2 separate regions of the Homo sapiens genome follow, and region 2 is linked to region 1. The links are chromatin loops, found by intact Hi-C in ENCODE. Cell type or tissue: endothelial cell of umbilical vein. All regions are shown on one strand. Each heading gives the region's core, and the rest is flanking DNA. Links, peaks and the distances in the headings are about the cores only. Region 1 overlaps GRM7 (glutamate metabotropic receptor 7). Region 2 overlaps GRM7 (glutamate metabotropic receptor 7).

The links. Peaks named below come from ENCODE experiments on the same cell type or tissue, not always from the same donor. Only the 100,000 strongest peaks of a DNase experiment are listed, where the experiment ranks them.
Region 2: it touches region 1 in a loop (6-fold over the local background); 3 of 110 quality-filtered maps call a loop at or near these places.

The regions. Positions count from the first base shown.
Region 1 is chr3:7,729,984-7,740,391 of GRCh38, forward strand. It overlaps GRM7 (glutamate metabotropic receptor 7), which reads left to right. Exons shown (of 10, transcript NM_000844.4): 10 at 10,374-10,408. Among named protein-coding and RNA genes, the nearest start is that of GRM7-AS1, 200 kb to the left of the region's middle. In endothelial cell of umbilical vein, for the core only: no CTCF peak of the experiment used is centred there; DNase peaks (open chromatin) are centred at 4,348 and 4,658; H3K27ac peaks cover 3,241 bases.
Region 2 is chr3:7,677,348-7,687,755 of GRCh38, forward strand. GRM7 (glutamate metabotropic receptor 7) reads left to right here. Exons shown (of 10, transcript NM_000844.4): 9 at 2,702-2,948. Among named protein-coding and RNA genes, the nearest start is that of GRM7-AS1, 150 kb to the left of the region's middle. RefSeq lists an enhancer at 5,282-5,849. In endothelial cell of umbilical vein, for the core only: no CTCF peak of the experiment used is centred there; a DNase peak (open chromatin) is centred at 5,664; H3K27ac peaks cover 1,497 bases.

The DNA.
Region 1 (10,408 bases), core at 1,004-9,003:
CCTGCCTCAGTCTCCCAAGTAGCTGGGATTGCAGGCGCCCACCATCACACCTGGCTAATTTTTGTATTTTTAGTAGAGACAGGGTTTCACCATGTTGGACAGGCTGGTTTCGATCTGTTGACCTTATGATCTGCCCACCTTGGCCTCCCAAAGTGCTGGGATTACAGGCGCCCACCACCACACCTGGCTAATTTTTGTATTTTTAGTAGATACAGGGTTTCACCATGTTGGCCAGGATGGTCTCAATCTCTTGACCTTGTGATCCGCCCACCTTGGCCTCCCAAAGTGCTGGGATTACAAGCGTGAGCCACTGCACCTGGCCTGTTTTTTTGTTTGTTTGTTTGTTTGTTTTAAGATCTGTCTTTCCAAGTAGAATTTAAGCTCTGTGAAAGCAGGGACTGAACCTGCACAGTAACATGGCTACATCCCTATTGCCTAAAACAGTATCTGACAAATAGTAGGTGCTCAACAGATACATGTTGAATTGTACTGAACCAGAAACTGTTCGAGGATATGGACTATTTTTCCTTGCTTCTGTGCCACTGGTTTATAGCCAGGCTATACTAGTACACTGTGAGTTCTTAGTAAAAGTTCAATAAATGTATAAAGGAATGAATGAAGAGACTATGAATGTCTTATCCAAAAATAGCAAGACCTGGATTTCAGCAGGAGCTTTTCATCCAGGAACACTAAGTACTACTCTGCTGCTATTTTGTCACTATTGCCTTGTTTGTAACATTAGCCTTAAGACAGACTTTGGTTCACAGCTTCGATCTTTGATGTATGATTGCACTGCATTCATAATATGCTCCAGATTGCTTGCATCTATAATATATTGAAATTATAAAATGCACAAAAGCTTTTCAGTGCCCAAAGTGCATAAGAAAAAGTAGAAATCTGATGTGGTAATTTAATGCATATCTATTTTTTTCCAAAGTAAAACATATACACCATCAAAGTACCTAGATTTTAACTTAGCCAAGCTTAAAGATGTTTTAAGACAGAGACTTTGTCTGTTTGTTTCAAATATGCCATTTAAGAACGACGTAAACCTCTGTTTGATGCTTTACATCTTAAAGTACAAATTAGTTTTTTCTTTTGTTTTTTTTTTTAAGAGACACTAGAACGTTCATGTACTCTTTTCATGACAGAACTGAAAATTGATTTCTCAATTTAGCCAGGCTGTTTTGGCCATGTTTAGATGCAAAAAGAGGGGGAAAAAAAGAATGCTGTGGCTGAAAAGTTACAAAGGAAATCTGATGAGTTATAATAAGGGTTAGCTTTAAATACAGTAACCCATAGGAGAATACTGAAAAAAGGGATGGAAAAAAAGGATGGCAAAGCTCATGAAGTTCCCACATATTTTTCTTTTGTTCTATTCATCTCTAAGACCCTCCTAGAGCTGACAATGACTTCAGAGAGCAAAGTGAAACTGCATTTGCAAAAGTTATATCAGTGAGAAAATTCTAACAGTAAGCGAGCTAACTCAACCCCCATCTTGTCTTTCCCTTAATTATTGCTGGGCTATTGGGCCAAGCTAACTTTGGAAGACATTTAGGCTACAATTTAAATGATAATAGGCCTTGCCCAAAACTCAACCACTTTTGTAAAGCTAAAGGGAGGCCACCAGGCTAGGAGGAGGAGAGGGAGAGGAGGCTGAGTCCTGCTAAGGCTCAGACATGCATGATTGTCAGCCATTATTCCAGAGATTCTAAGACATGCAATTTCCCCAATTACACCTGCAAATAACACCACAATTGTAGACTGGCCTTTTGAGATAGCTTTTCTGTTTGTTTTGCATGTCTGACACTCATGGCTCCCCGTGGATCGCCAGCGCCCCCACTCTTGTGGCCCCACCCAGAAGCAATTTAGTCCTCAGGAAGACAGCTTTGGCCCACTATTTCATCTCTGTCCCAACCAATCAGCAGCAAGCATCTGTTACCTGGCCACTCCCACCCCTTCCCTTAAACTGTCTTTGAAAAACCCCTAACTTGTGAGCTTTGAACGAGATAATATGAGTGCAAACTCCATCTTCCACGTGGTATGGCCGGCCTCGTGTCTATTAAGCTTTTTTTTGTTTGAGACAGAGTCTCGCTTTGTCGCCCAGGCTGGAGTGCAGTGGCGTGATCTTGGCTCACTGCAAGCTCCGCCTCCCAGGTTCACGCCATTCTCCTGCCTCAGCCTCCCGTATTAAGCTCTTTCTCTATGACAATGCTGTGGTCTTTCTTTATGCAGTGGGCAGGAAGGGCAATTACAAAAGGCTTCTCTATGGTAACACATCCCAAAAATATTGAGTGCCAACTATACATTGCACACTTCCCAAGCACTAGAAAAAAACTGTCTCTGCCATCCTGATACTTAAAGTTCTAATGTCAGAAACACACATGAGAAATTAGTGCTTCACCCTGGTTGTGTATGAGGAGGGAATAGTAGAGAGGTCATGAGAGGGTGCAGCAGGAACATCTCACTTGTCTGGAGGGATAGGAAGGCCACTTGGAGCAAGTGACTAGAAACTAAAACCAACCAGAGCAAAGAACAGGAAACCAGTTAAGGAAAAAAGGCAAAGAAGGACATTACCGAGAGGGAAAAACTAGTGTGAGGATCCTCTTCAAAACTGTGAATATTTCCCTGTGGCTTCTCAAGTACGACTGCTTTAGCATTAAAGGCTTTTTATGAGAACGTTCATTAGAAAGCTAAATAATCATAGACATTCTGACTTGTTCATTCTTCTGTTTCTGGTACTGTTACTGAACCACACTGGTACTGGTACTCTCTGATCCAGACCCCAAGAAAGGGTTCTTGGCTCTTGCAGAAGAAAGAATTCAGGGTTAGTCCACAGTGCAAAGCGAAAGCAAGTTTATTAAGAAAGTAAAATAAAGAATGGCTATTCCATAGGCAGAGCACCCCAAGGGCCGCTGGTTGCCCATTTTTATGGTTATTTCTTAACTATCTGCTAAACAAGGAGTGGATTATTCATTCCTCCCCTTTTTAGACCATATAGAGTAACCTCCTGATGTGGCTATGGCATTTGTAAACTGGTGGGAGGGTAGCAGCGAGGATGACCAGAGGTCACTTTCATCACTGTCTTTGTTTTGGTGGGATTTGGCCTTACTGCATGCTATTTTATCAGCAAGGTCTTTATGACCTGTATCTTGTGCCAACCTCCTCTCTCATCCTGTGACTTAGGCTGAGTAGTCATCCTAAGTAGTGATGTAGGATTTTTACTCCTTATTTCAGTTAAATCCAGGTTCTTATCTCACAACCAGGAAGAATTAGGCACATGAACACACTGAAGAGTGAGGAGGGCAGAATTTATTAAGCGAAAGGAAAGCTCTCAGCAAAGACAGGGATCCTGCAAGCAGGTTTCCACCTCACAAACTGAATACCAGGGTCACCACACAGGAGCCAAAGATGCCAGGCTCTTCCCCTGAATAAGATGTTTGTTTCTGGTGGCTCCACCCCATTCCCCCAGTGCATGTGGGCCTCCAGTCCACTGCCCCCTTGTCTGCACAAAACATCTGTTGTAAACACTTGTGGGGTGGGTCAGATTTTCCGGGGACCCTTCCCTATCTGCCTAGCCATTTCTCTGCCTCCTGCCTCTATCATTAGAGTACCTTAACCTCCTGGGAATGCAGCTCAGAAGGTCTCAGCCTTATTTTACCCAGTCCCTATTCAAGATGGAGTTGCCCTGGTTCAAATGCCTCTGACACTACCCTGAATTTGTTATGACAATCTGCAGGTTTATTGAAGTTTTATTTATTGAAGTAATTTATGTGGCCCTGCCTACCTTTCCAGCCTTGACTTCCAGCACTGTCTGACCCTCCTCTCCACGCACCTTTGGAAACAAAGTATACCTTTATATTGCCCTGCCCTCTTCTTAAATTGTCTCACACTGCATGGTCCAAATCAATGCCCCTTCCACTGAAAAGCCTTCCCAGGCTTAGCACAGTACATCCTCTTCCAAGACAAAATTAGTCTTTGTAAAATATCTTTAAGCACTCATCACAGATATGTAATAGTTTTTTTGCATTATAAGTTCTATAACAATAAAGATTGTATCTGACTCATTTCCCTGTTCCTGGCACAAATGGGGCAAACACTTCACACATTTTCTCTAAGGTTATCTAGGCTGATGCTTCTCCATTCTCTTGAAGTGGATCACTATTTTCTCCAAATATGGTAACAGGTTTGCTGCCTCACCATCCACTGACCTACCTCCCTTATTCACCATTAGGAAGGGGTGCCAATTTGCTTTGGCAGGGGCGGGGGGGGGGTTTCCTCTCAATGTGAGTTTAGTTTATAAATTCATGCTTTATCTTCATCTCACTGAGTAGAAAAAAAGGATATGCCAATCCCTTGCTGATGACACATGGCAGCTTTAATATATTTGTTAAAAAATGTGAATATACAATGAATGAGAAGTGAGTAAATGTTAAAGTGAACAGCTTACAGATTCCCATGTCTGCTTTCAATGTTAGCATGTAGTAAAGTTCCTGGTGTTTAATATGTGTTAAGTAATATTTTGTTAGATGAATGGCTGAGTAGTCAACAGAAATCCAGATTTGGGAGTTTTTGCCACTGGATTGGAAATTATGGTGATTTGAAATACTGAGTTATTTTTCTGACTGATCATGTTTTTACCCCTGCCAAGTTTCTTGTGTCAACAAATCCAGGTACCAAACATATGAGCAATAGCCTCACATTCTCCTGGGAGATGGAGAAAGTCTCCATTGTTTTATAGTTCAGAATTGAACTGGTATAATTGGGAATGTCTCCATTTTTTTGGTAGTCATGTTCTTCATTCTTTAGCTTTGTATCTTCTCAAGTTGAGGAATGTGCTAAACTGAGTAGTAAATTTAAAAAAGGATTTAAGAGAGATCATTATAAAATGAATTGCTTCTTCTTTGTAAGATACAGGAAGTTTAGTAGCTTTCTTGAAGTCTCAAATGAGAATTGAGATGTTGAAGAGAACATCTACTCTTTTGCTATTTAGTGATGGGCTAAGGGCAATTTACTAATGAAATGAACAGGCAGGAAACAGGCCATTGACTACAGAAGTAATTACAAAAAAAAGTACTTCTTTTTATTTTAGTAACTGCAAACCATAATATAAAGAATCCCTCCCAGTTGAAATAGTTATAAGTAAACAACAACTGTGAATCATGTTTAATAGGGAAGCATTAGTTGGCAGAGTTGGTGGGGGAAGAGGCACAGACAGTGCTTTGAATGGTTTCATACAAAAGTTAGTTTGGACAAAGTTGTATCAGGCAATAATCCAACATGCAGAAGTTTGGTGAGATTTACAAATGACTAAAGTGATAGGCAGGGTTAAGGTTTAAGAAATATCCCCATGTACTTCCAAAAGTATGTTCTTACATAATGCAAAATGATCCACTAAAAAGGGGAGCAGGAGAGGGTGCAGACAGGATTACAGAGTTGAAAACAAGCAGCCTAGAGATGCTATCTAGCCTCTGGTCTCTATTTCTTTTTTGATTTGCTAAATGGTTTTAATATGCTCTTAAAACTTTTATTGAAAACTGAGGTATTTCTAATGCTCAGAATATAGCCCAACACATAATACATGCTCAATAAATATTTGTTAGATGGCTGAGTGAAAAAATGAACTTTTACATAAAATTATACAGTCAAGCTCCTCCTCAAAAAATGTACTATAAAGTCCTATTGTGGTAACATCCCACATAATTATGCCTTTTAGATGGGGCAGGTGATTTCTAGTTCACTATGGTCTGTATCCTTCCTTAATATCTTACACCTGGCTCACTTTGCACCTTTATGTGCCTAGCCTCTGTAAGAGAATTTTTTCTTGGAGAATCACACAGAAAATTATTATATTAAAGGCTTTTGAAATCCTAAGCATGTCTATGTGTACATATGAAAGTATCTCAGGTCTAGATCTAGAAGTGAAATTGCTGATTCAGTGGTATGCATAGCTTTAGGTTTTCTAGATATTTCCAAATGGCTCTCCCATATAAATTTACCAACTTATATTTATACCTTAGTGTTGTCTGAGAGTTCTCACTTTTTCACACCCACCAATGCTTGGTATTAGTTCATTTTTTCTTTTGTAATGGTACAGGCATTAAATGCTATCTTATTAATGTTTTAATTTCCACTTCTCTAGTTGATGAGGTTGAACAATTTTCATTTATTTGATTTCTTCATCTACAAATTGTCTATTCATCTTGAATCTATGTTTTTAAAAATTAGATTGTTTCTTATTTATTCCTTTGCATAAGTTAAAAAAATTTAGATATCAATCTTTTGTCAGTTAAATACATGACAAATGTTTTATCCTGCCCTATAGCATTGTCATTCAACTTTGTTAAAAATATTGTTTTGTAGGTATCATCTACTGCAGCATTGCTTATTTCAAAAACATTAGAAAGCAGAGTCTATCAATAGGAAAAGAGTTACAGAAAATCTGTTATGCTAACATTAATATATAGAAAGCTATATAGTTACTATGATTATTAAATCAATGTAAGTAAATCTTAAAAACACAATGTTATATGAAACCAGATTTCAAGTGGATATGCAAGGAATAATTTGCACAACTTAAAACACAGAAATCCATATAGCTATAGTTTATGGACAACACTGTAGTAGCAAGAGCACACATCCCAAGTTCAGGATAGTAGATACTATGGGGGGATGGGGAAGAACATGGAGTGTAAAGGGCTTTGATTGCATCTTATTTCCTATGAGTGGATGGAGGGGCACCTGAATCAAGATGTCAGTATGTCAAAGTGTTATATTCAGGGCTTATATAATATTTTGTTATATTTTGTTTTTATCCTTTTTGGATGTTTAAATCACTTCATGTATGTTCTTATTCACATACACATCTATACACACATTCTTCAAAAAGAGCTGAGGAGAACACATGGTATATAGTTAATAAGCTACAGTATTTCTTATCACTTAAAATATAAAGAAATTAAATATGGGGTGGCAACAGGAAAGAGTACTGTTTAATATCACTTATTCAGTGTTTCTCAACATAATATCTATGAGGCTCTCTTTTCTATATTTTTCTTCACTTCCTTGAATCTGGGTTACGCGTGTTCCATAGAATGCACTTTGAGGAATGAAATTTTTGTAAGACAAAAAAGCTCAGAGAAAAGCAAAGATAAAGTAAGAAGCTCAATAAAGTTAATGTCAAATTGAGTGTTGATTTTGACAAGACATCAAGAATGAGTTGGAATATCTTACCTTTCTTAAGTAGCAATGGTGTATTAATAATTCATTTCATAAACCAGTATTCTTAACACTACCTCACTGTAAACATTGACTCTTCAGGATACCTTGTTTTGAGAACTACTTATGTAGATAAGTAGATATAACTTTAAAAAGTTAATAGGGACAATGCCATATACTATTATTCTTTAAAATCTGTAACTTTATAAGAGAAAAACATACTATTTTAAAATAAAAAGTATATTTCCTTAGCAAGTGCTTCATTGCGCAACTATTTTGAGCTCAGTAATTTTCTTTCCTGACCATAAACTACATTTCTAGTGAAATAAATGGAATTATCAGACACCACAGGCACTTATTTTATTTACTCACAGGACTAGAATGGTTTAAAAATAAACCTAATACATTGGACATTGCTGTGAAAAGTACACAAATTGCCCTTCTAGGACCTGCATAAACTTCATTATAATTTTGGGGCAATGTTCCTAGCAATTCTGCAAAGAAAGCATGTACTAAGCCTTATCATTTGCATAGAACTCTGTAATTTAAAAATACATTTATACATTATATTCCCAGATGAGAAACGGGTATTTTGTACATTGGTGATATCAACAGTGCACCAGGTAAAAATTATTCTCCCAATTTTTTTTTTTTTTTTTTTTTGACACAAAGTTTCGCTCTTGTTGTGCAGGCTGGAGCGCAATGGTGCAATCTCAGCTCACTGCAACCTCTGCCTCACGGGTTCAAGTGATTCTCCTGCCTCAGCCTCCCGAGTAGCTGGGATTACAGGCGCCCGCCACCACGCCTGGCTAATTTTATGTATATTTAGTAGAGATGGGGTTTCACCATGTTGACCAGGCTGGTCTTAAACTTCTGACCTCTGATGATCCACCCGTCTCGGCCTCCCAAAGTGCTGGGATGACAGGCATGAGCAACCATACCCGGCCTCTCCCAATTTTACAAAGGCTACAACGAGTTCATTATCAAGACACTGGGCAAGGTCACATTCAAGTAAGTGACAGAGCTGAATCAGAACCCAGGTCAGGTGAGTCCAACTGCAGTATTGTCTTCCTATTATAGCATGGAGACAGAAATAAAGATTCAACCATCAGGCAGCCTAGTTCTGGATTGCTTGTTCCTCTGAGCCTCAGACCCCTCCTATGTAAAATGGAGATCATAAACAGTGCTCATCTCAAGGCCACAGAGAACACAAGAAGATAATCTAAGTAAAGCATCAACGGAATGCCATTATTTTTATATCCAATTTTTTTAAACATAACCTCATCGTGATTTTAACTTAATCCCAGCCAATGCTCAGCTTTACAATTTGGGGATCATATTTTCTAACCTACTTATTCTTTTGGTAAAAACTCTTCCTGAGAAATTAGTGTTTTATAGTAATCAATTTAAGGAAATTCATTTTTGTTTTTACTAGACAGTTATGCTACAGAAAACAGTCTTAATTAATCACACAGTAAAGGTGGTCTCAGGTATTTAGGTCAGTACAAGCTTCTGGGTTTTCTTTTTTTTTTTTTTTCCCCTTCTTTTGTCCTGAGGATAATTAGTGTGTTGATATTTGACAAGGCAAGCTGTGACTATTGCTTGCAACTGTCAGCTGAGATCTTCTAGCTATGACACTGAAAATAAGATTCAGAGTCAAGAAACATCTTTTGAAAGTTTTCCTCCTTGTACCCAAACCAAGCGTATTGTTGAAGACAACACTGGGATAATGGGAAACTTCCTGGAAGATTTGGGCATTATTGAGGCCATGTGTTCATCAAATGAGGACATACGGTGACTCAGTTCTCATCACCAGATTTTCCAGGAGGCCCTGAATTTCATAAAATTCTATTCTTATTTACCTTTTTGTATTTTAGTTAATAAATTCAGTATGGTTTAATATAGAAATAAGTTTCAAACAAAAATGAGGCTTCAAGTCAAAGTTTGTCAGAGAATCCCAATTTTTAATCCAGAAAAGAAGACCAGGCTTGTTGTATAGTGTACAGTACCCTGTGTAAGATCTATAATCATGTATGTACCTGTAACGTACTACTTGTATTATTCAAAGTTTAAATACAAACTCTCAGTATGTTAATATGACTTCTCCGTTCCTCCAAAATTGTATATGAATCCCTGCTTAAGAGTTCTTGAAGAGCTCTTGACATTTCTCTGTCTTGAGTGAACACTTCTATTTAGAATCTAAAAACAGTAAGCAAAATAAGCCATCAGTAAATGCTACACAAAAGTTACTCTGTGCCCAATAGAAACTGATGCAAAACTACCAAGATTTAGTGAATAAAGAATATATCACATCATTGCAACAGTATGACTTGGTATTGAGGACTAGAACCTAAACCAAAGGCACACTCTGGGATCCTGGTGTCTTTGTTTCCAGCATGAGGACATGAAATCTGCTGTGCTCATTGGCTGGTCTTCAGTGCCTAGCCCTGTGGCTGCAATACAGTAGATACATATTTACTGCCTGAGTGAGTGAGTGAAGGTGAGTCCTGAAATCACTGTACCAAGTAGAAAAATAATTTCTACATTTAGGGAAAACAAATGTAGAGTGTGTATGTGTCAGACACCTGACAGGTTTAAGTGAGCTTTACATCTTAATGGAAATAGTTCTGCAAATGACCATTTATAACTTACAGTTAACACTATACAAGTCAATCTGTAGTCTTTTGATTGTGTGAATCAGCACTAAAGAAGACACTCTGACCTAATCTGCATTCAACCTCAACTAATGTCAGTGACCCAGGACAGACCTTTTCCAAGCAAAGGCCAGTTATTATTAAAAGGTCTGTGAGAAGAGCACACAACGAAATATACCACAGTGTGAGTGAACCCTTTAAGTTAAGGGTTGATTGATTAGAAAGCATAACAACCACTGATAAATTTATTAATAGAGTATAAAGAGGGAAGCTGGAGACATCTCAGAGAAGAGAACGCAATTGATTTGAGAATCACTGGGAACCACAGATTTTGGTGGCCAAAGCCTTAGAGTCAGAGGAATCCAAAGTTGTCTGTGTGTGTTCTTCAGAGCTGTATCACCTCACTTTGACTTTGCACCTCAAGTGAAAAGTTCTAATTCTATTTCTACCTTTGCAAACAGGGTTATTACTGCAACTGACACTTTCTAATTTTTCTTTCAGGCCCTGCTGCAAAAAAGAAGTATGTCAGTTATAAT
Region 2 (10,408 bases), core at 1,455-9,454, 52 kb before region 1:
AAATACTTATTTAACCATCAAGCAAGACAACATTATGAGGTAGGTACTATTTTTATGCTCATTTTGCAGATACCGAAGCTGAGGAGAAGTAATTTGTCCAAGGTCACAAAACTAGTAAATGGGAATTGAACTCAGATAGACTAGCTCTAGAATCTGCATTCTTATCCACTGTGCTATGTCAAGAGGATTCAGGGATGGAGGGGCTGTAGAAAAAATATGATTAGTGAAGTTTATTTCAGTTTTCACATACTTTCGAAGTGTCACCAGAGACTGCAAAATTTTTTAAATGAAAATCAAAGTCTTGATGGTCTCTAGTTTAAAAATGATGAAACTAAACACTTCATAAAATAAACATGATAGTTGTAGAGTCCTAAATTGCTAAGTAGTCTTTGTTAAGAAAAAGTATGTATGTTACTGGGTACATAGTCAAAAGACAACAAATTGTTCCACCAAAAGACGCATGTACTCACAGCACTTTTCACAATAGCAAAGACATGGAATCAACCTAGGTGCATCGACAGTGGGCTGGATAAAGAAAATGTGGTACATATATACCATGAAATATTATGCATCCATAAAAAAGAACAAACCATGTTGAACTGTAGGCCATTTTTCTAGGTGAATTAACACAGAAACAGAAAATCAAATACCTCATGTTCTTACTTATAAGGTGCAGCTTAACATTGGGTAGTCATGGAGATAAAGATGACAGTAGACACTGGGGCCTAATAGAAGAGTGGGCAAGGGTTGAAAAAATAAATATTAGGTACTATCTTCAGTACCTGAGTGTGGAATTATTCATACCCCAAACCTCAGCATCATGCAATATACCCATGTAATAAACCTGCACATGTACCCCTGAATCTAAAAGTTGAAAAAAGAAAACATATGTGTACACACATACAAATATACATAAGCATATATGCATGTATAATTTATAATTATAAATAATAAAACAAGAAGTCTGAATAATTTCATCAACTGCAAAATTCACTCATAAGCAGAGAAACAGAAACAAAACCTAAGATCCCATAGGTTTGTTGACATCCTTTTCCTTTTTGAACTAAGCCATGGTTTGCAAATCTCTCATAAGTACGGTGACAGTGGTGACAAAAATTGTCTATGTCTATAAAGCCCTGTGACCATGTAAAGCCTTTCTTGAACAGTGTAGGCTGGCAAGGTGGAATGACATTAAAAGTCTAAAGGTATGCTAGTAGGGAAATATGAACTTTAAAAATATGAACTAATTTACACTTTAAAGAGTCATTAATTCAACATTGTTTTGTCTTTCTATGTTACATTCATTATGTATTATAGTCAGCAGCTGGTAGCTCCTTTTAACCGTTTGGAGACATACATATTCAAATTAATGTTGGCTAGAAAACTGTATTATTTCCAGACGAGATGGCAAAGTTGTCTTTGATTTCACTAGGGCCTCTGTTTGAAGAATTAAGATCAGAAATGTCCAGGCAGCCAATATGTCTGATGGAAATTTTTGTATAGCGATAGGCTGTTTAACCAGTGAGTTATAGGTAGGAAAAAGGTGTCCATTAGACAAACACATGAGCCTATCCATTGTATGTTTATCAAGTGCCTTCTTTGCAGACAATAATAATGTCCCAGAAAGACAGATCCTGCCTTCATGGAACTTAAGGCCTAGCAGGAAAATGGGCAGAAAAATGATCAAGATACTGAGTGCATAATTACAACAGAGACAAATGATCTAAAGAAGTCCTTTGAGAGTGTATCAGTAAAGAAGCTGGCCTAGACTTGAGGCTGTGAGTGCGGGCAGCCTGGGATGGGCATGCTAAGAAGAAAAGGAGGAACGTTCCATACGTAGGAAAACAAAAATAAAGAAAAGGGGCATGGAGAAAAGTTCTGTGATTGAATGAGTACAGTTCATTCATGATCTAAAGGACAGCCCAAATGGACGGAACCCTGGGAAGGCAAGACAGGGGATCAGGGGGTCAGGGAGTTGGGAAATAGTGGACAATTAGTCTAAAACAGTAGGCAAGCACAAACCATCCAAACTGCAAATAACACAACTCCAGAATAAGGCGTTGCATCTCATTAGTAATTTGACAATATAGAGTAGACAAGCCAACATCACTAGATCTTGTTCACTTGTCACTTGTGTTTTATAAGACAGAATTAAGCAAGAAGATCTTAGTTTTCAGAGAAAGTCAACTCACTATTCAGCAGATAGGGAAAAGGCGTGCCTTTCTAGAAAACAATATAAAAAGAGACATACATTAAGATAAAGACTTCTCAAAAGGCCCCAGAATCTCAATGTAGGAAGAAATCATGGAGTGTGAACCCTCTTTTACATGTATGAAAGATAAAACCTAACCACACCTTAATCAAGATTACAGATTTCTATGGTCTTCATGTCTTTATATTTAGCTGCCACTTCAATTAGAAGTCCTTCAAATATGATTAAAGGTTTACTCTGAACTTTAATATAAGAGACTTCTGTAGGGCAAGCATGTGCATGGATTGACCCAATAGCATTCAATCAATTAATACATGCATATGCTCTCCAATAACTGTGCAGAGTTATTGTGCTTTCCTTTATTTATCAAAATGCCCTGAAGATTGCTTTATCTCCTAGCCATAGTCGTTCTTGACATCGCTTTAAGTGTTCAGACCCCTACTGCAGTCATTTTATTTGTAATAGTGCCTTGTGTGTTGTGTCTCCTAGCTCTACATACAAACTACCACGCTTACAATCTCCATGAACCTAAGTGCATCAGTGGCGCTGGGGATGCTATACATGCCGAAAGTGTACATCATCATTTTCCACCCTGAACTCAATGTCCAGAAACGGAAGCGAAGCTTCAAGGCGGTAGTCACAGCAGCCACCATGTCATCGAGGCTGTCACACAAACCCAGTGACAGACCCAACGGTGAGGCAAAGACCGAGCTCTGTGAAAACGTAGACCCAAACAGTAAGTAACTCTCCGTTTCTTTCATCTTCCCACCCTGCATCAGGAAGCTCTAGAAGATGTGGGGTGTGCTTGCCTCTCTGGAGAAATACTGTGATCGTTCTTGTCTTATGGGCTGGGTTGCCTTGGTGAATGCCAGCTTCTGCTCTTTTGAGTTTGACTCATTCCTGCCACCATTTTCTTTTTGTTCCTTGTTGGAAAGAAGCTTTTGGAGGCTCTGCTTCAGAAGTGTGAAGCCTCCCCCTTCCCTTGCTTCTTGTCCTCTGGTACTGAATCCTCCAACTGACAAATGCACCTATCAGGTTGTTCTTTTCTTGCACCCTTCCTGCTAAGGCAACAACTTTTTGTCAGGGAAACTTCCATACTTAATGAACTGTATCGGTGGGAATTAATTAGGATTTTGGAAGCGAAACTTTTTTCCTCTAGCATGTGAATGTTGAAAAAGTTATTTTGTACTAATCAGGTCTTCTAGAAACATATAAAATATTGGAAAAAGTTGTCAAATCCAGGTACACAGGGCCAGACACTACCATGATAACGGCATCATACTGTGGGGAAAAACATATCTACCATACCACTGGAGAAGAGTTTTATTCTATGCAAGACAAACCTTAGGGAAGAAATCAAGGAAAAAAAACATTGGATTTAAGATGCTATTATATGGCATATCTGCAAAACTCTAGGAGCCTTTAGTCATGCATGCAAATGTCCCCAGGTAAAATGGGCATATAGCTATCACTTTGTAAGTAACACAAGACCAGCTCAAAGGTTAAATGCTTAGAATTCCCAATTGCTAACTTTACTAACAATATGGTGGTAAGAGTAAATTTCAGATTTAAAATACTAGTTTTAAGATTTGTTTTCCAGGAATATTTTGGCTAGTTGCATTTAGAATGAGGCAGATTCAAATATTTGTGATACTTCCTGTTGTTTAAGGCAGAAGGGATTTCAGGTTATCCATTAAGTCATTCACGACATACTGTATTTCAGTTAGAAGCTGATCTTGGTGTCAAATGCTTAATGCCAAATAGAAGGAAGTCTCAATTTTAAGTACTCTTGAAGAAATCCTTTTTGCTCTGCAAATAAGAGAGATATCTTTAATAAAAACCAAGAAGCCAACTGGGTTTGATCCTGACAAACACTACACAAAGAACTGTGATTTTGGCCTGTCTCTATTTATGAATAGTTGAGTGAATGTCGTGAAATACTTTGAAAATATGTAGACAAAGTAACAAGGTTAATTAACAACATTGTGGGCTCCAGTTTGACTTTGTGACAGAAGTCCTAGGACAAGTCTAAAGGAACATACTGAGAAGGGAGGAACAGAATGAATGATATAGGCTCTGTTGTGTCTCCAGAGCAAGTGGCCAATTGAGAGGAGGGCAAGTGGATGGTGACTTGCTGTGGCATTCAGTGTGATGTAGGAAGAGGCTTTGGGTTGAGACATACCTGGGTTCAAATGTAAACCACTCCATTTACCAGCCATGTGGCATTAAGAATCACTGAGCTTTTCTAAAACTCAACATAATTATGTATAAAAGAGATAATAACTATGTCATAAGTGTATCACAAAATACTATATTGAGAAAATACTATATCAACTAAATGTCAACGTCTTTCCCTTCCTGAAGAGGCAAAAAGCTTTGCTTAGAAATAAGTTTCAGCATAATTTATTAAGATATAGTAGCTAAAAAGATGCAGTTAAGTGTAGATTAAACACCACAGGGTAGATAAAACTCAATCCTCAAAAGAAGAATTTATGGCTGGGCGTGGTGGCTCACGCCTGTAATCCCAGCACTTTGGGAGGACGAGGTGGGCGGATCACCTGAGGTTAGGAGTTGGTGACCAGCCTGACCAACATGGAGAAACCCCGTCTCTACTAAAAATACAAAATTAGCCGGGCATGGTTGCGCGTGCCTGTAATCCCAGCTACTTGGGAGGCTGAGGCAGGAGAATCGCTTGAACCCAGGAGGGCAGAGGTTGCAGTGAGCTGAGATCGTGCCATTGCACTCCAGCCTGGGCAACAAGAGCAAAACTCCATCTCAAAAAAAAAAAAAAAAAAAAGAAAAAGAAAAAAAAGAGAAGAATTTATATGAACATATGTGTGCATCTATTATACCTATACCTGTATTGATAAACATATATGTATATTTATAATTAGTGGCTTTTTATTATAGGTTGTCTTGTCAAATTTGCATTTCATAAAACCTTTTCTTGCAAATATTCCAATAACAGCTTTATTTTTGTACACACACACACACACACACACACACACACACATTTAACTAGATACTGTTCAAAGTCAATAAGCAGAAAACATAATTGGAGGGCTATATTTACTGGGGAAAAAGACGAAATTAGAAGTTTTGAGTTTAGACAATTCAATACTATGCTACTTAAGAATTGTTAACTTTCAAAAAACATTACTACTGTTGCTATTTAATGATGAGGTGCAATCCTTGTTGAGGCTTTTTTGGGTATGACATTGGTTGTTAAAATGCTAACACTGACATTAATGCTAATGCTTGCATAAGGTACTCATTGAAATAGGCATTATGCGGAATGCTTTGTGTGGAATGTCCCACTTACTCCTCACAGTAGATCTATAGAATAGATATTGTTATTCTTATTTTACTGAGGAAACCTTGGCTTCCCAAGATTAAGTAACATTATCAAAGCCACACATGTGGTTAACAGCAGAGGTTGGACTAAAGCCCAGGTCTGACTCTTCAACCCACGCTTGTTCCTCTTTGCTCCTCTGTTTCTTAGAATATGAATGGCATGTCGAAATTCCAATGCAGGAACTATGCTTTTGGTTTCCTTATTTGGTAATATCATTTGTATATGCAGAATATAATGATGTTTGGTGGGAGATTCTTTAAACATACTGTAACGTATTATTGCTTGTTTTGTCTACAAAGACAGGAGTAACCTGAGCTCAAAGAAGGCTGCCCAGGTAGAGGCCTCATTTGATTAATTTAAAAATTGTATTCCAATGATTTCATTTGGTATCTCTTTCCTTGCAAAAGTTTCACTGGGTCTTTGTTGTTGTTCTAGTGTCTACATAGAGCCAAGGTAAACAATTCAGAAAAATAAAATAAAATAGAGTCTTTTTCTCACCACCAGCTGGAAAGATTTTTTTAAATTGCTTTAGCTCTTTGGTTATTGTGTAGACACACCCTAAAACACCATGAAAACTTAACTAGATATTGGCTAAACCATAGGAGGAGATTCATGTACCTCCAAACATTGGGGTTTCTGATGACCCAACTCTCAAAAGTCCCAAAAAAGAATCCAAAGAGCTTATCTGCACAAAAGCTGTCCAACAGTACTTTCTGCAGTGACGATCATGTTTTATGTGTGTGCTGTCTAATAGAGTAAGCACTAGCACATGTGGCTATTGAACATTTGAAATATAGCTACTCAACTGAAGAAATACATTTGTTATTTTACTTAGTTTTTAATTAAGTAAACTTTATTTACATTGTATTTAAATTTAAGCACACACTTTTGACTGAGGCTACTGTATTGGACAGTGTAGCTCTAGAAATTGACAAGGATTTTATTCTAGGAAACTCAATTTGAGTCCACATTGGATATAGCTCCCAAAGTTTTAGCATTGATACTGATCTAGGACAAAGTCAAAACTCAAAGAAATAAAACATTTGAGATGAGACAAACATACAAATAGTCATTTAAAATGATCTCAAAACGAGCCACTAATAGGGAAAAAGTAACATCATAGACAGCAATGACATTTGAAAAACCAGTCCGCAGCAATGCAAAAATGCATGTATATAGGAAAAGAACGATAGTGAAAAATTCAATTAATAAAAACAGATATGACTATGCTATACTAGGTAACATTATAATATTCTGTTTAATGCCAAATATAGCTAAAATTATCTCTAATATCTTAACTTTTGTAACAGAGATAAATGACATTATTTTCTGAATTTAAGCTGACTGGTTAAAAACAAACAAAAACGTAGCTCATGCACTTGAAAAAGGAATTTGTCTCTCCAGTGGGCAAATTCTGTACAATATTTTCTGAGGGAGGGTGTCTGAGAGGAAGTAGAGTTTACACTATGAGCTACAAAGTAAATAGTGGAACAGAAATGTCCTCTTATTCATTGTTGCTCTAAACACTTAGTCTCAATGTATTTCAATCTTCAGTGTTTTCACTTTTAACAGCTCTGCTCCATCACTGCAGTTTGCCATCTGGTGCATGCATGCTTCTACTCATCCAACTCCACACTGCAGCTACATGTCTACATAAAAATGAATTTGCTTGCTGACTTAATATGGGAAGACATTTATACTACCATATTTTTTCCTCAAGAAATATAATTATCCTCTTAGTTTGCTTCCTTAGCTAACAGTCCATTGTATGAAAGAAAAACTCCATTATGTGTGGAATAAACAAAAAGTAAATCTCAAAATTTCAATTTATCTGCGCACTGCTGGCATATTAGATATTCAGAGTTGGGCCAATGCTTGCTAGTCTCTGCACTTAGATTGAAAAATAGCAAGCTCAGAGGGCATAGGGCTGTAGCTCAGCTACTTACTAAATTTTATTTATGCAAATAAGACTTCCATTGCTAAAAGTGTAAAAGAACCTGGCCTCGTTTGAATAGCTTTATATCTGGCCATGATGATGCCTTCTCACATTCCTGTCTAAGAAGAAGGGCACCTCAAACTGTTTCTCCCACCTGCATCCTGAATTTGGCATGTTTCCCTGTACTTTCTACAGTTCACTTGGCAGATGTATGTTCATGGCAAACTTGTAGATGCCAGATAAACAAGATGCCATGGTTGTGCTTGGGCTATGGCTTATTGATGGCCATGACGATCCTTTTCAAGTTGGATGGATAATATTAACTAAGAGGCAGCATGGCTTTATTGGGATGGGCGGATAAGAACTGCAGCCTTCTTCACCTGGACTGGTATCAACCAGAAGATGTTCTGTAAATTGTCTTTGGCTCTCATGCTTTCTTTAGTAAAAGATCACAGTGAAGAGAGGCCTGGCCCTAAGCTACCTTTCTCTTAAGCTACCATCCATTTTCTAAGCTAATGCCCGCAAGCCGTGCAGAGAAATACTTCAAGGACCTTAGCTAGATATAGAGAGTTTACTCTGGCAGGTCAGCAGCAACTAGAGATGGCAGGCGGGTGGACAGCGAGGGACACACCCTTTTTTTTGGATGTGGAGATGTATGACTGATGAACTCACTCTGGGATAGAGACTGGACATAGACTACCTAAAAGACTGGTTTAAGCCAATTAACACATTGTATGATGAACCACATGTTAGAAGAATAACAATTTGTACCTGAAATACAAAATAAGATATGGAATTGTATTCTGATGGTGTTTTTCTTGTGCTACCATATTTGCATCTACAATAAGGAAAATACATAAATAACAACTTGTGCTGTTCTCAACAAAATAAATTTGTTACATAAACTAGGACTGTCAATATAAGGAGGTATGTTATTTAAAAAAAAAAAAAGAAAGAAAAAGAATTCAGACTGCTGGAAAATGGATGTGGGCACCAAAACTCTACACAAATAATGGTGCCTAGAAAATTCTAGAACACACTTCTGTGCTGTGTTAATTTGTTATGGTTCTTGTTTTGTTTTGCTTCTCCATTTGTTTGGATCCCTAACATTCTCAACATTATGTTACTTGTTTCATCCTCTTGGACTAACCACACAGGCTGGACAGCATGACTGGACTAGGGTGAGAAAAAAGGGCTGGCAAGAAGAAGAAAATAATGCTCTGAGCAGATAGATAAATTATGTTTGGGCTGGTTCCCTCAGCTGTTCTAACTCAAGCAAGTAAAACCCAACTCCCTTAACTCAAGAGGCACCAGTACTCCCATGTTCAGAGGTACCTGAATTGAGGTGACCTGGTCTACCAAAGGATATTGAACCCACCAAAAGAGTGGGCATGATGTGTATGGTCTCTATCGCAGCCTTTTCCCAAAAGGAAAATAATAATAATAAAAAGTAATATTGTGTGCACATTTATTTTATACATACCTATATATTTACTTTTCCTGTAGACTGTATACCACCAGTAAGAAAGAGTGTACAAAAGTCTGTTACTTGGTACACTATCCCACCAACAGTATAGCTTTTGACTGCTTTCCCAAAGGTAAGAAAACAATCTAATTCTTATTTATTTATGTGTTCTTGTCTCCAATGAGAATTAGAAATGTTTCCATGGAAACTGTGCATGATTACCTGAAAATATATCTATAGGAAGAAATGAATTTTCAAAGATGATCGATTTGATAAGCTTAGTGCCAGCAGCTGCCATTGGTCATATGCCTGCTTAATTTTCTAAGGAACACGTTTATGAGTATATACACATTTGTCTTCCTGAACAGCTAGCCAGTAATTGCAGAGAACTGTTGCTGGTCATTCCGACACATGCTCTACTTTAAAACTACCAGTGGTGAAAAACTATTTCTCAGTATTTCTCAATGTATGTTTTCCTACTGTGGGCTTAGAAGGCAGTGTGGAAAACCTACAAGGAGAGAAGGGGGATGCTTAGTAAATGCAGACCTAGTAAATTGTTTGTTCTAATTTATTTTTAGTAAATACATTCAAAGAAGTGTACACATTCCTAAAAAAGTATCCATTGAAATAGCAACAAATGGCCTTTCCATCTGTAATTCAAAGTTGTCTTGGTTCCTTCTCTGCAGAAAATAAATCGGTTTACTGGCCGGGATTGATAATATGTTGATGATGATTTGTGGCTCATAGTTCTGCCTTTGAGAAACACTGAACCAACTTTAGTCATCAAGTCATCACACAAAAGCAGAAAAAGGGTCAATGAAAGACCACAAGGGTCTAAAGATTAGTTTGAACATTGGTTATACCCAAGAAATACCAATAAATGCCAAAGGTGTTCAAATAAATAGATTAGAGAAAATGATGTATTGTGTGATGTGTGAACTGGCCACATGAGTGGGCTGGCATAAGAATAATAATGGATTCACCACAGATGCTTTTATATTGCTTTAGGCTCTCACTAAAGAAAATATACTCTGAAAGGATATTATCATCACGCTGTTTCAGCCTAAGCAATATTACACGACAGTGGAAAACAACACTTGCTATGGCAAGCATCCTCATCCACGTGGAACAGGGCATTCCAAACTATGGAAAAATATGCAGTAGAGAACATGGAATAAGTTATTAAAGTCATGTGGTGGCTTTGAGTAAAATGTTCTCTTTTGATTTTCTCTGAACCTCCTATTGTACTCATATAATAGAGAGACCTGTCTCTAGAGAGATTCCAAGAGAGTAAGCAGTGAGGTCATACCGCAGGAGGGGAAAAATATTGCTTAATGATGTAGACTGGCCTTTCTCTTTCCTACACTGATAACATGGGACTTTTATCAGATCACTGTTCTGGTTCTTCCCATCCTTGTTTGTGTAATAGTATTCCGAATA